Regions from separate parts of the Homo sapiens genome. Here region 1 is linked to region 2. The links are chromatin contacts, found by Hi-C or POLR2A ChIA-PET in ENCODE. All regions are on one chromosome and are shown on one strand. Each heading gives the region's core, a stretch centred on a gene start or an enhancer-like site at or near the end of the contact. The rest is flanking DNA. Distances are from core to core; before and after follow the strand shown. Region 1 has its middle 32 kb from the start of LCA5. Region 2 holds the start of BCKDHB (branched chain keto acid dehydrogenase E1 subunit beta).

The links. A loop is a pair of places that touch in the nucleus more often than their neighbours do. ChIA-PET counts read pairs that join two places held with the same protein, here RNA polymerase II (POLR2A). Pooled maps may share reads with other maps.
Region 1: a pooled map shows a loop between it and region 2 (2.7-fold over the local background). The contact joins the enhancer-like site here to the promoter of BCKDHB in region 2. A Hi-C loop is called at or near these places in 2 of 168 maps with a recorded cell type or tissue (MCF 10A and naive thymus-derived CD4-positive, alpha-beta T cell), 2 of 37 single-sample maps with no recorded cell type and 11 of 50 pooled maps. POLR2A ChIA-PET finds 5 or more read pairs at or near these places in 1 of 52 experiments (H1).

Annotation. Positions count from the first base shown.
Region 1 is chr6:79,566,066-79,572,423 of GRCh38, reverse strand. It overlaps a transcript of SH3BGRL2 not described here. Among named protein-coding and RNA genes, the nearest start is that of LCA5, 32 kb to the right of the region's middle. Within about 2 kb of position 2,008, at least 9 of the 41 ENCODE cell types and tissues checked have a DNase peak (open chromatin) inside an H3K27ac peak, as active enhancers do.
Region 2 is chr6:80,105,269-80,111,015 of GRCh38, reverse strand. BCKDHB (branched chain keto acid dehydrogenase E1 subunit beta) reads right to left here and starts at 4,345. Exons shown (of 10, transcript NM_183050.4): 1 at 4,127-4,345. The coding sequence starts at 4,322. RefSeq lists enhancers at 4,003-4,082, 4,049-4,549 and silencers at 4,133-4,232, 4,263-4,462.

The sequences.
Region 1 (6,358 bases), core at 759-3,258, 540 kb after region 2:
CATAAAATTGGTAGAAATGTAATCTCATGATACCAAGAGTTGGAAAGAATTTGGAGCAGTGGGAAATTTAATATATTTGTGAGACTGTAAATAAATTGATATTACTACTTTGAAGAGCATGCTTTACATATTACGTGCACGAAGATATCATATGTGTATACAACGATATCATCAGGTACATTAATGAAATCTAAACATCTATCAACATAATGAGGAAATAAATTGTAGTGTAATCATACAGCAGAAAAAATGAGTTAATACTAAATGCAATGTGGTATTCTGGATTGAACTCTGGAACAGAAAAAGGACACTAGTGGAAAAACTGGTGATATCCAAATAAAGTTTGTGGTTTAGGTAATTAAAACATACCAATGTGAATTTCTTAGTATGGACAAATGTACCATTGTTGTGTAGGATATTAAAATTAGAAGAGGTTGGGGGAATGGTGTATGGAAATTCTCTGTATTCTGCAACTTTTCTGAAAGTCTAAAATTATTCCAAAAAAAGAGTTTATTTTTTAAAAAATGAATAGAGCTTCTTAGATCATTATGGGTAAACCTCACAAACATAATGCTGAGAAAATAAGAAATTGCAGAACACACATATAGTATGTAACCAAGTATATAAGTTTAGAAGTATTGATACATTATGTTTTATTTAATGATATATATGTATATAGTACAATTTTATACATATACTTAAATCATAAACACCAAATTAACTATGCCATGAAGGTAAAGGGACTTGGCTGTGATCAAAGGGTGTTACCAATAGATTTTAAGTTTTTGCAGTGTTTAATTTCTTAGGTTGGGTGATGGATATGTTAATTAATTTGGCTGTGGTAATCATTTTACAGTGTGCATGTATATCCAATCATCATGTTGTACACCTTGAATATATACAATTTCTATTTGCCAATTATACCTCAATAAAGCTGGGAAAAAAACCTAGTAAGTCTGTCTAGGTTATTTGTCAGTGGTGACAAACAAAGCAAAGCAGAACAAAACAAAACCAGAAAAAAGTGATTTTGACTTCTTACAGGTTCTGTGTTTATAATCTAATAAAAGCAAGTCATCTTAAAAATAATCCTGATTATTTCTTTTACAATGTAAGATGGTTTTACTATGTGTAAATAGATAAACAAGTGGCAATGTCCTTATAAGGAGAAAGGAGAGACGTTCATTCAGGAGAATGTGCTAAGGTTAGGGACAGTTCTCTACCATACACACTGCCTTGTAGAAACTCCATCAGAGACAGAATACCAGCATTAATGCGCTTTCATTCTTGATTACAGAACAAAGCTCTTTTAAGGTTTATTCTTAACTAACAAAGCATCTTTTTTATATCCAGCTGTTTCCTATGCTGGAGAAACAACAATAACAACAAACAGGTTAGTTCTATAAAATGCAATTATGTAATTTTTGGAGGGCTTCGATGTATTTTCAATTTGTTCTTCCATTTGTTGCCACCAGTACTGAGGCTCCACCTAGGGCCCTTTTCTATAATTACATTCATATTCGTTAAAGCTAATCTCCTTTATGATAGCAATATGTAAAGCAGTTATGCAAATAAAACAGAGTGCTTGAGTTTTTGTTTTTTTCCCTGAATCTAATATATGAAAATTAGATTTGCTCACTCCCAGGAACTGACCCACTGCTAAGGCAGTGAACCACCATGGGTTCTTGCCAGGCAAGGAGGTGGTTAACATCTTATCTCTAGCCTTGGAACATTGCCTTCAGGAATGCAGCCAGGTTACTTTTGAAACAGGTGGTCCCAGTTCTGGCAGGGTTGGTAAAGTGGAGAAACAATTACCTTCTTGTGAATCACAAGGACAGATAGAGGAGGCTTAAATCAGATGGAGGCAGAGAAAGATCACAGGGCAGACCTAAAGAATTTGCTTTAGAAGTTACAACATGACATTTACAATTGTGGTTGTCTTCTTTACCTTTTATATTTCTGTGAGTTGAGTTTTCAGTATTTTACTCCTAGTCCAATGTGCAATTTGTTTTTTGATTCCCTATCTTTCCAGCAGTGAGTAATGCAAAATGATTTGAGCTAGCACTCCAGAGTGTTTTGCCTCACACCTGCCATCTGCCTGCTTAGTCACCGTGCAACCATCCTTGCCCTAGATGATGATTTTTATTTGATATAAGAATTGGCAGGCAACAGTTGTTGTGTTAGGAGATTTCTGGATTCCCAGTTTTCTTTATTCTTGTAATGATAGCAGCATGGCACATTAATGTTTCAGATATTCACTTGGCTTTTCCTTGTAACTACCATATGTTCTTAAAGATATTTAGTGTGGGGAGAGTTGTGAAAAAGGAAGGGGAAATGGATTATTTTTAATGTTATTTAAAAATTGTAGACATGAAAACCATTGCTACTCAGCACAAAGCAAAGTAGAAATCTCTCAATTTATCCGTAATCTCAGCCCTCAATTTCAGCAAAACTATCCTTTCTGCGTGTTCCCATTGACAGTCTTACTCTATACAGTTTGGGTGTAAATTCTCTACAAAGGAAGATACAGGTATAAAGACAGAATTCCCTTTACAGACAGTAATTGGAACCAAGCAGACACTGTGATTAAAGAGACTACTGTAGGTATGCATTCGGACAAGTTAGGCAAAGAAACCCACTTTAGAATTAGGATACAAACCAGAAGAAGGTTATTTAGCTTAATACATATGTAAACCAAAAATAAAATTCTAAGCACCCCCCTGACCCAAGGGCATTCCAAAGTTAACCTGAAAAAAGTTGTTGGCCTGAAAAAGTTCAGGCCAAGACAGGATGGGAACGTTGGACATGCCTCATTTTACCCTTCCGCCTTTGGAATTCAGGCACAATTGACCAGCATTAACATTAACACAGAGACCTTAAGACTAACAAAACAGACTCTTAACATAACCGATAGCAGGCCCTGAAAGAAATCAAAGTATTTTACCCCAAAATATATTTCTTTGAAATGCCCTTGCAAAGCTGTCTCTTGGGAGAATCTCTTTCCCTTACCAGGTCTTTTTCCTGACCCAGGAGAGAATTAACTAAGAGTCTGGCACCTTTTTAAGTCTGATAAGAAACATTTACAATCTATTCTCTCTGAAGCCTGCTACCTGGATAAGAATAAGAACCTTGTTCTCCACAACTGCATATCTTAACCCAGACACTCCCTTCTATTCATTCCAGGTCTTTAGGTAATAACTCTTTCAACCAATTGCCAATCAGAAATTCTTTGAATTGACTTATGACCTTGAACTATCCACCCCAAGCTTCAATTTGTCCCACCTTTCTGGACAGAACCAATGTATATCGTACATCTTACAATGTACATCGTACATGTATTGATTGATGTCTTAATTCTCCCTAAAATGCATAAAACCAAGCTGTAGCTGGACCACCTTGGGCACATGTTCTCAGAATCTCTTGGGCTGTGTCACAGGCCATGCTTACTCATATTTGGCTTAGAATAAATCTCTTCCAATATTCTACAGTTTGACTCTTTCCATTGACACATATTATGCATAGTAACAAAAAAATTCATTTTTAATTATTTCATACATACTAAGAATATAAAATAAGTATGTACAATATAGATAAGAAAAATAAAATAAGCCTGCTCCCACCTACCACTGAGCTTAAGAATGAAAACTCTTACCACAATAAAATTCCTACTACAGAAAATTAAAAAGTTAGTTTAAAAAGAGTAAAAAACAAGAAAAGAATGAAGACTCTTAACATATTTTTGAAGTCTCCTGTGTACCCACCTAGCATCATCACTCCTCTCAACTTACTCCCATCCTTGCTTCCTAGGTAATCATTATCTTGAGCTATGGGTTATCATTCCTCCAATTTTTTTTGTTGTAGTTATAAAAATGTATGTATTCCTGAATAATATGTTTGTTGGGTTTTGCATGTTTTTGAATTTCATATACATGAAACTGCAATCTATATATTCTGTCACTTTCATTTTCATCAGCATTATGTCTGAGAGAGTCATTCACGTGGACACATGAAGCTATAGTCTATTCATTTTCACTGCTATATTTTAAATATTTCATTGTATAAATATACCACAGTTTATTTCTCCAGTCTCCTGTCAATGGTCCTTTATGTTGGTTCCAATTTTTTACTGTTAAAAACAGTGCTGCAATAAATATTTTAGTACCTGTGTCCTTTTGCACATATGTGAGAGTTTCTATAGTCTGGGGTGTATACCTACATGTGGAATTGCTGGGTGTTAGGTGTGCGCATCTTCAGGTTTACTAAATATAATCAAATTATTCTCAAAGGGGGTTGGACCATTTAACCCCTCATTAGCAGTATTAGCAGTTCCTGTTGTCCCTAACCTTCACAAGCAAGCTGATTTGTCAGCTTTAAAATTTTTGCCAATGTTTTGGGTACAAAATGATATTTCAGCTTTTTTCTAAGTATGAATGAGGTTGGACATCTTTTTATGTTACTAGTCATTGGTTTTTCCTCTTCTGTGAAATGGATATCCATAGTCGCTGCCCATTTCCTATTGGTTTCTGTGTCTTTACTGGAGTTATAAAAATATAGAGAATACTAATATTTTATTCTAATTAACATGTGTTAGAAAAGTGTTCTCCTAGTCTATGGCTTGTCTTTTGTCTTTTCACATTTTTATGGTGTCTTTCAATAAACAGAAGTTTTAATTTTGATAGTTGTATTTATCTCTTTTACTTTGCAGATTCTGCCTCTTTTTTAAATCTTTTTGTAACATACATTTGCAAAAATAATCTATTTTCTTCAGGAAGTTTTAAAAAGTATAAGTAAATTCCTGCCAGAAATTTATTTTTTGGTTATGACATGGGTCCTTGTGGAAAATGAATTTTCCAGGCACTGTTTATTAAATTGTCCGTTTCTTCTACACCTCTCTAAAATTGCAGCCCAGTCTTCTTTCACATATGTAAAGGCCTGTCACTGAGGTTCCTGCTTTTGTTTCATTGGTATATTTACCTATCCTGTACCAGTAACATACTAGTGAAACTTTAAATAATACTGGAAATATTACTGGCAAATTCTCTCTACTTCTATATGTACATTTCTTCTTCAATAGTGTATTGGCTTTTTTCTTCCTAGATATTCTTGACCTTTTGCTTTTTTGAATAAATTTTAGAATTAGTTTATCAGATTCCACAAAAATGATTTAATAAACTTTTTCTGAAGATTTAGTTTCATTCATTATAATTTTTCTATAACAAAGACTGAATCTACACAAGTAAGAGGTAAGTAATTTTAAAGGAGTGTGGAGAGATTAAGGAATGAATTAACTTGGTGACATAAATCCTAAAAAATTTAATTAGTGAGATTTCATTTTGCTTAAAAAACATGAAACATTACAGCCTATAGGAAACCAGCCAAAATCAATGAATCTTAAATATTTTATCCCAGCTTCCCAGCTAGCTCATTTACAAATCATGCCTATCTTGGGAGAATTTAAGTTTCTAATAAAACTAGTGAACAAGTATTTATTCATAAGCAATTTGTTTCTTTCTTTTTTTTTTTTTTTTTAGAGACAGAGTCTTGCTCTGTCACCCAGGCTACAGTGCAGTGGCACAATCATAGCTCACTGCAGCCTTGAACTCCTGGGCTCAAGCGATCCTTCCACTTCAGCGTTTTGAGTAGCCACCATGCCCAGCTAGTTTTTAAATTTTTTGTAGAGATGGGGTCTCACTATGTTGATCAGGCGTCCCCAAAGTGCCTCCCAAAGTGCCACCACTGGTCCCATAAGTGATTTTTATGTACCCGGCCCTGTTCTAGATATTATGGAAAATATATAAATGGAGTAAAATATAATTTTGGTTTTCCAAAGATTTTATAATTTATCATGGAAACAACTGACAAACGATAAAATTCCAAACTTTGTAGTTCTGATTATGAGCTATTGTGGAGTAAGATATTATAATATTTTTGTTCTGGACCTATTACGTTTGGGACAATAGAATAATATATATAACTGGAAGCATGAAGTGAGAACATACTTGAGATGTCAACTAAGTTTTTAAAAGCTAAAATCATAGTGGGGTCTCAGCCTGAGAACTTGAAGGCGGCCCTATTTGAATGGGGCATGTTTGAGTATAACTTGAGGTCCAGTAGGGACTGCTGCTCAATTAAGGAGGTTTAGTGTATGAATTTAAGTACCAGTAATAAGCCAGGTATCATTCTTGAGAAGTCCATGCTCTCCTAGAATTCAGAATCTGGTAGGTACTGAGATACTCTTGGGAAATAACTATTCTAAGGGAGAAGAATGTTGAACACCGGTTCTGGGCTGAAAGAAGCAAGCTCTCAGCTTCATTCCTCCTCTACTTTCCACCCTCCTCTACCCTCCATCCTCCTCACCCCA
Region 2 (5,747 bases), core at 3,096-5,595:
GGGGCACTACTACAATTTAAGCATCATCTGGTGAAATTGCTAATAGTCAAAAATACAGACACTGTCCCAGACCACATTAATAAACAGGTTAACACACTGGCATGGTATACTGGAAAACCAAGGAAGGCTAAAACAGCAGTGCCAGCCAAAATACAGCTTAAAGACCCCTAGCTATTTATTTTCCCAATCAAAAACAATACCCAATTAAGCTGGAAGCAAGGAAAGGCCAAGCATCCACAGCTAAGGTATTACTTACCCCTGGGCTCTTAAGACCCACTGGTAGGTCCACCCATTGGTGGCAGATCCATATACCCTCCTGGCTCAGGTGCCAAGGGATGCTAAATGGTTCTCAGTCCTAGACCTAGAAGATGCTTCATTTTCCATTCCTCTGGCCCCAGAATCCCAATACCTTTTTGCCTTTGAATGGGAAAATCCTAATGCCAGAGAAAAACAATAATACACTTGGACAGTTCTCCCTCAGGGTTTTCAGGATAGCCCCCATTGCTTTGCCTGGGCCTTAGAGAGGAATCTGAGGGGTCTGCAATTAATTAAGAAATGGGAGTATACTCCAGTATATGGATGACCTCCTTGTGTATAGCCAAATCCTGGATGAAAAAACTACAAAAAGTTTGAATTTCCTGGCAGATAGGGGATACCAAGTGTCCAAAACGAAGGTTCAGATTACCCTCCGACAGGTCCATGATCACATCCTTAGCAGCTAGCAGAGAGTATGGCATCCAGGAGAAAATAAAAATGCAGAGAATGACTGAATAAACAAACTCACATCCATACAATGCCCAAGAATCAGGGGCATGGAGAAGCCAGGATGAACTGTTCTCAGAGAACAACACAGTGTAATAAAGGGAGCAAACATGCCAGCATAAAGCAGCATAAGTGTCACCAACTCAGAGTCTAATCTGACTACCTCCTTTTAAGCAGTACCTTTTATATGTCAAAACAACCAAAATAAAAGAGTGAAAAGTATTTGCAGGACATGTGAAAAGCAGAAAGTTAGTATGTTCTTCAATATTTTTTAACAGACAAAATCTTAGTATATAAGTAGTGTGGGAGGCTTTGGAGTAAGACACATCAGGATTCAAACTCTGGCTCTGCTACTTACCAGACTTGGGTAAGTACTAACATTTCTGAGCCTCAATTTTCTCATCTTTAAAATGAGCATAATATTGTCTAGTTCACAAGGTTACTGTGAGGATTATAAACTGATGTCTAACACAACACCTGGAAAAGAGCAGCTATGCAATAATCGTAGATAGTATTGATAGGAAAAATACTGAGTATACTTTTAAAAATATGTAAATACATCTAATATTCAATTCTTAAGTAAAAATAAATCAATTTAACAAAAACATGGGAAAATATTCCTCAACAGAAATGAAACAAAAATTAAAACAAAGTACAGTTAGCACAAAATATCCAAGAGTGTACATGAACACACCTAATTTTAGCATTAATATCCAATACTCACACTATTATACATATTATGGGGTATAAATGGGTATAAATTTGAACTATGCACTTAAAATCCATTAAAGTATTCAGGACTCTATCCTAAAGAAATAATCTCAGATACATAAAACCCATATGCATGAAATGCTTGTATCTGCATTATTTACAAAATTGCAAAATTTTAACAACAAAAACATAATGGTAATTATTTAAAGGTTCCACTTATTGACTGAATGCTTGATTCTCAGTTGTCAAACAGTGTTAAGTATATTATAGACATTGTTTTATGTAGCCCTCACAACAACCTTCTGAAGTAGGTATTATTATTAACCCCTTACATATAAAGAAACTGAGGCTTACAGAGGATAAGTAGTAACTCCAAAGTTATAGACAGCCAAGGCAAGATCAAACTTAGGACAATCTGATTCCGGGGTCAAGAATTTAACTTGTAAAAGACTTGTAGCATCTCTACTCCATGGAACAGTTCTTCTAAATTCTCAAGAAGGTTATAAAAACTCCAGTGAATTGTAGGATAATTCTTCCGACTAAATAAGTTGTATTTGTATTAAAACTAAAAGTATGGAAAATACGAAACTAAAAGGAAATACCTGTAAGGATACACCCAAAATGTTAGCAATATTTACTGCAGTGGGTGGTGATTTTTGTTTTTTGGTTTTTTGGGGTTTTTTTGAGACAGAGTCTTGCTCTGTCACCAGGCTGGAGTGCAGTGGCACGATATCAGCTCACTGCAACCTCTGCCTCCCAGGTTCAAGCGATTCTCCTCCCTCAGCCTCCCGAGTAGCTGGGACTACAGGCATGCGCTGCCACGCCCAGCTAATTTTTGTATTTTTGGTAGAGACCGGGTTTCACCATGTTGGCCAGGATGGTCTCGATCTCTTGACCTGGTGATCCGCCTGCCTCCGCCTCCCAAAGTGCTGGGATTACAGACGTGAGCCACTGCGCCCGGCAGATTTTTTTTTTTTTTTTTTACTTTTTATCCATTATCCAAATTATCTGTTAATATGTTTGTATTATTTTTAAAATAAGAACAAGTTTATATATATCATGATATATATCATGATAACATGATATCATTTTACTTAGATTTTAGTAAGTTTACAACTATGGAAAGTTGGACTATTTCTCAAGTATTAGACCAAAATTTCTTTGCTTTGAAGACAGAATTTGCTTTGAAGACAGAATTGAGGGCTCATCTTGGTGGTGGAAAAAAAAAAAAAAACACCTACTATTAACCTTTATGGTACCTACTGTTTCACAATACTGGGACGCCCTCCAAGTAAATTATATCTACACGCATCTTAGTACATTGTTTAGAATGGAAGCTCTGGAATCTGATCAATTAGATTCCAAAGCTGGAGCTTTGGAGCTACCACTAACTTACCTGTGTAATCTTGGTCAAACTGTCTCAAGACTCCATTAACCTAACTGCAAAATGGGAATAAAAACTTTACTAACCTTTTAAGGTTGTCCTAACCCTTAAATGAGATGATGAAACATACACACAGCACCTGACCCTGGTAAGCACTCAATAACTGTTCATTCTTATCCACAAGACACACTTCCAAAAATGTCAGCTCTAGCATGCACATGAGAAGTTATTAGACAAGGAAGCAATACATGTTTCCCTACAGTTTCCTGATATTCTGAAGAGAGACACTGGATCTGATATTCTGATGAGAGACATTACATGAAACTTGCAGAAATGGTAAAAATCATGCAACAGTCATACTATGAGGAGTTTGCTACATGCCCTTCCTATGGCTTCCTCCTCTCATCCCCTTCACCTCCTTGGCTAAGTGGCAGCATAGCCCAGGACAAGCTCAGTACTAAGCTCAAGTAGAAAGTCTGAATTCTTTCACATCTCTAGGAAGGACCTGTTCTGTGACCTTGGGAAAATCAGTTCAATTACTCAGAATTCTGTAGGTAAGAAGAAACCAAGGGACATATATACATATATGCATATATATATGCATATATATGTGTGCATATATATATATGCATATATATATATATGCGCACATATATATGCATATATATGCGCGTATATATATCCACACATATATATATGTGTGTGGATATATACACACACACACACACACACACATACACACAATTTCTGTATGTAAGAAGAAACCAAGGGACTGAGTAACTGAATTGATTTTATATACATATATATATTTTATATATAATATATATAATATACATTTAAAATATATATATATAAACATATATATATATCTTTTAAATGCCTCTACCTAAGCTAGTGGCCCAGTCCTGGCCAGGCTGGAACAACACCTAAGGCCTGGGTTGAGAAAGCAAGGACGGAGGACAGAGAAAAGGGAGGCGTTCCCTGGGCACCACCCCTCCACCCTCAGGCTCTTCCAGGTGGCAGTATGCCCTCTCACCCATCTCAAAGTTGCGGGGGAGGGGGGACTGCGTCTCGAGGGCTGAACAGTCACAAAAATAGAGCAAGAAGTGAACCACAGTTAGACCCTGAGGCAAGGAGGTTCCAGAGAGTCAGGAAGTTAATAAGCTGGGATGCAAGGATTGCAGCCTGCCGGCCCCTGCCCCTCGCGGGCGCCTGCGAGCCTGGGAGTCCGGGCTGCAGCGGGACCGAGTGGGCAGTCCCAGGGCTCACCGTACTCCCGGGGCTCCGGATCTGGCTGGAAAGTAAAATGAGCCACCTGCCGCCTCTGGGCCGCATCCTCGACAGTCGCGGCGGGGTGCAAAAAGCCCCGCGCCAGCCCCGCGCCAGGAAGCCGACGCCAGTGCCCCTCAGCCCCTGCCGCCCTGAGCCTGAGTAGCCAGCCGGCAGCCGCCGCTACAACCGCCATCCCCGCTCACCACCGGGATTCTCAGGCTATGCAGCCGCACGCCGCCTGCGGGGAGGGCGGAGCACCCGAGGAGGCTTCCACATTGGTCGGGCCAGAGGGGCGGTCCCATGAAACAGACCAATCGGAACTGGAAATTTAGGGGCGGGGAAGGCGACGTGACGAGCTGGTCGGCTTCTGCTCCTTGTGCGCATGCGGAAGAGGGGAAGTGTGGGCTAGAGGTGGCGCCAATGAAATAGTTTCTGGGGTGGAGCCTCCCCGAGGTCGGCCGTGCGGTCCTCGGGTGAGGACCCGAGTTTGCAAAGTTCCACACAGTGCCTGGAGGCGATCTTTTCCGGTGTCATTTACAGTGCCATTTCCAATGGTTTAACATCCATACTTTTTTTTAAATGTAACCCTTTTTTATCCTGTCCTGTCTCTATTATTGTGTGAGAGGTGAAGAGAGCTACTGATTGGCATTGGTTATTGTTTTGACTTTCGAAAAACTGCTGTAGTCACTGCTCAAAGCTTTCACTCCTTATTCACACCCTCCTTAAAATGCTTAATAAGCATATATAGATTTTTATTGATTTCGTTTTTCCACATTTAAATGAGAGATGAAAGAGGTAAACTTAGATTTCATCCTGCAAATCCACTGAATAGGAATTCAGATACATTTTGCCCAGAAGTAGCAAAAATTACCTGATTGGCTTAGTCTAAGTAGCTTAGAAACCTGGAGAATTTGAGTCACTAATTTTCATTTATAGTAATCAACTATGTAAATTTGTTTTAATCTAAGTGTTTACCAGGATACATTCTCTGTCCATGAATTTACTAAAAAAAAAAAAAAGCACATAAAACATGAAATATCATAAAATCAAATATGACAAGAGACAACAGAGACAGTGTGTCCATCAGATGAAAATGGGAGGGTGGGGAAGGATGGTCCCAAAACAGAATTTGAAGAAGAAAGTGGGAGTGGAGGAAAAGAACATTCCTCTTCCATTATGCCTTGCCTCTTAACCCATCTTTGGTTTTGCACAGGGGCAAGGGAGGAGAGGGTAGAAATGGGGCAAAAGGAGAGGCAGAGAAATGTGTTTTCTGACTGAGATTAAGAAACAGCAATTGAAAACTGCCAAAGGGAGAACCAGAATTATGTCTCCATTTTTCCTACCCCCACACTAAGTCCAAAAATTCAACATTGGGGAAATTTTTTATCTTGGCTTTTGTTAGTGTTCATTTCTGCTGTTTTAATAGTGTGGGGTAGAGTGTTTTGCATGTGCATGAAGGGTATTTTTGTTTTAATGAAGGAAGGGGTAACAAAATGAAATTACATTTACATAGTCAAATTTGGGTTTAAACTAAGGAGAGTAAAGAACAAGGATAAAAATGAATAGAGCTTTTTTTCTATTTGTTGATAGTTTAGGGAGCTGGGGGTACTGAGATTAT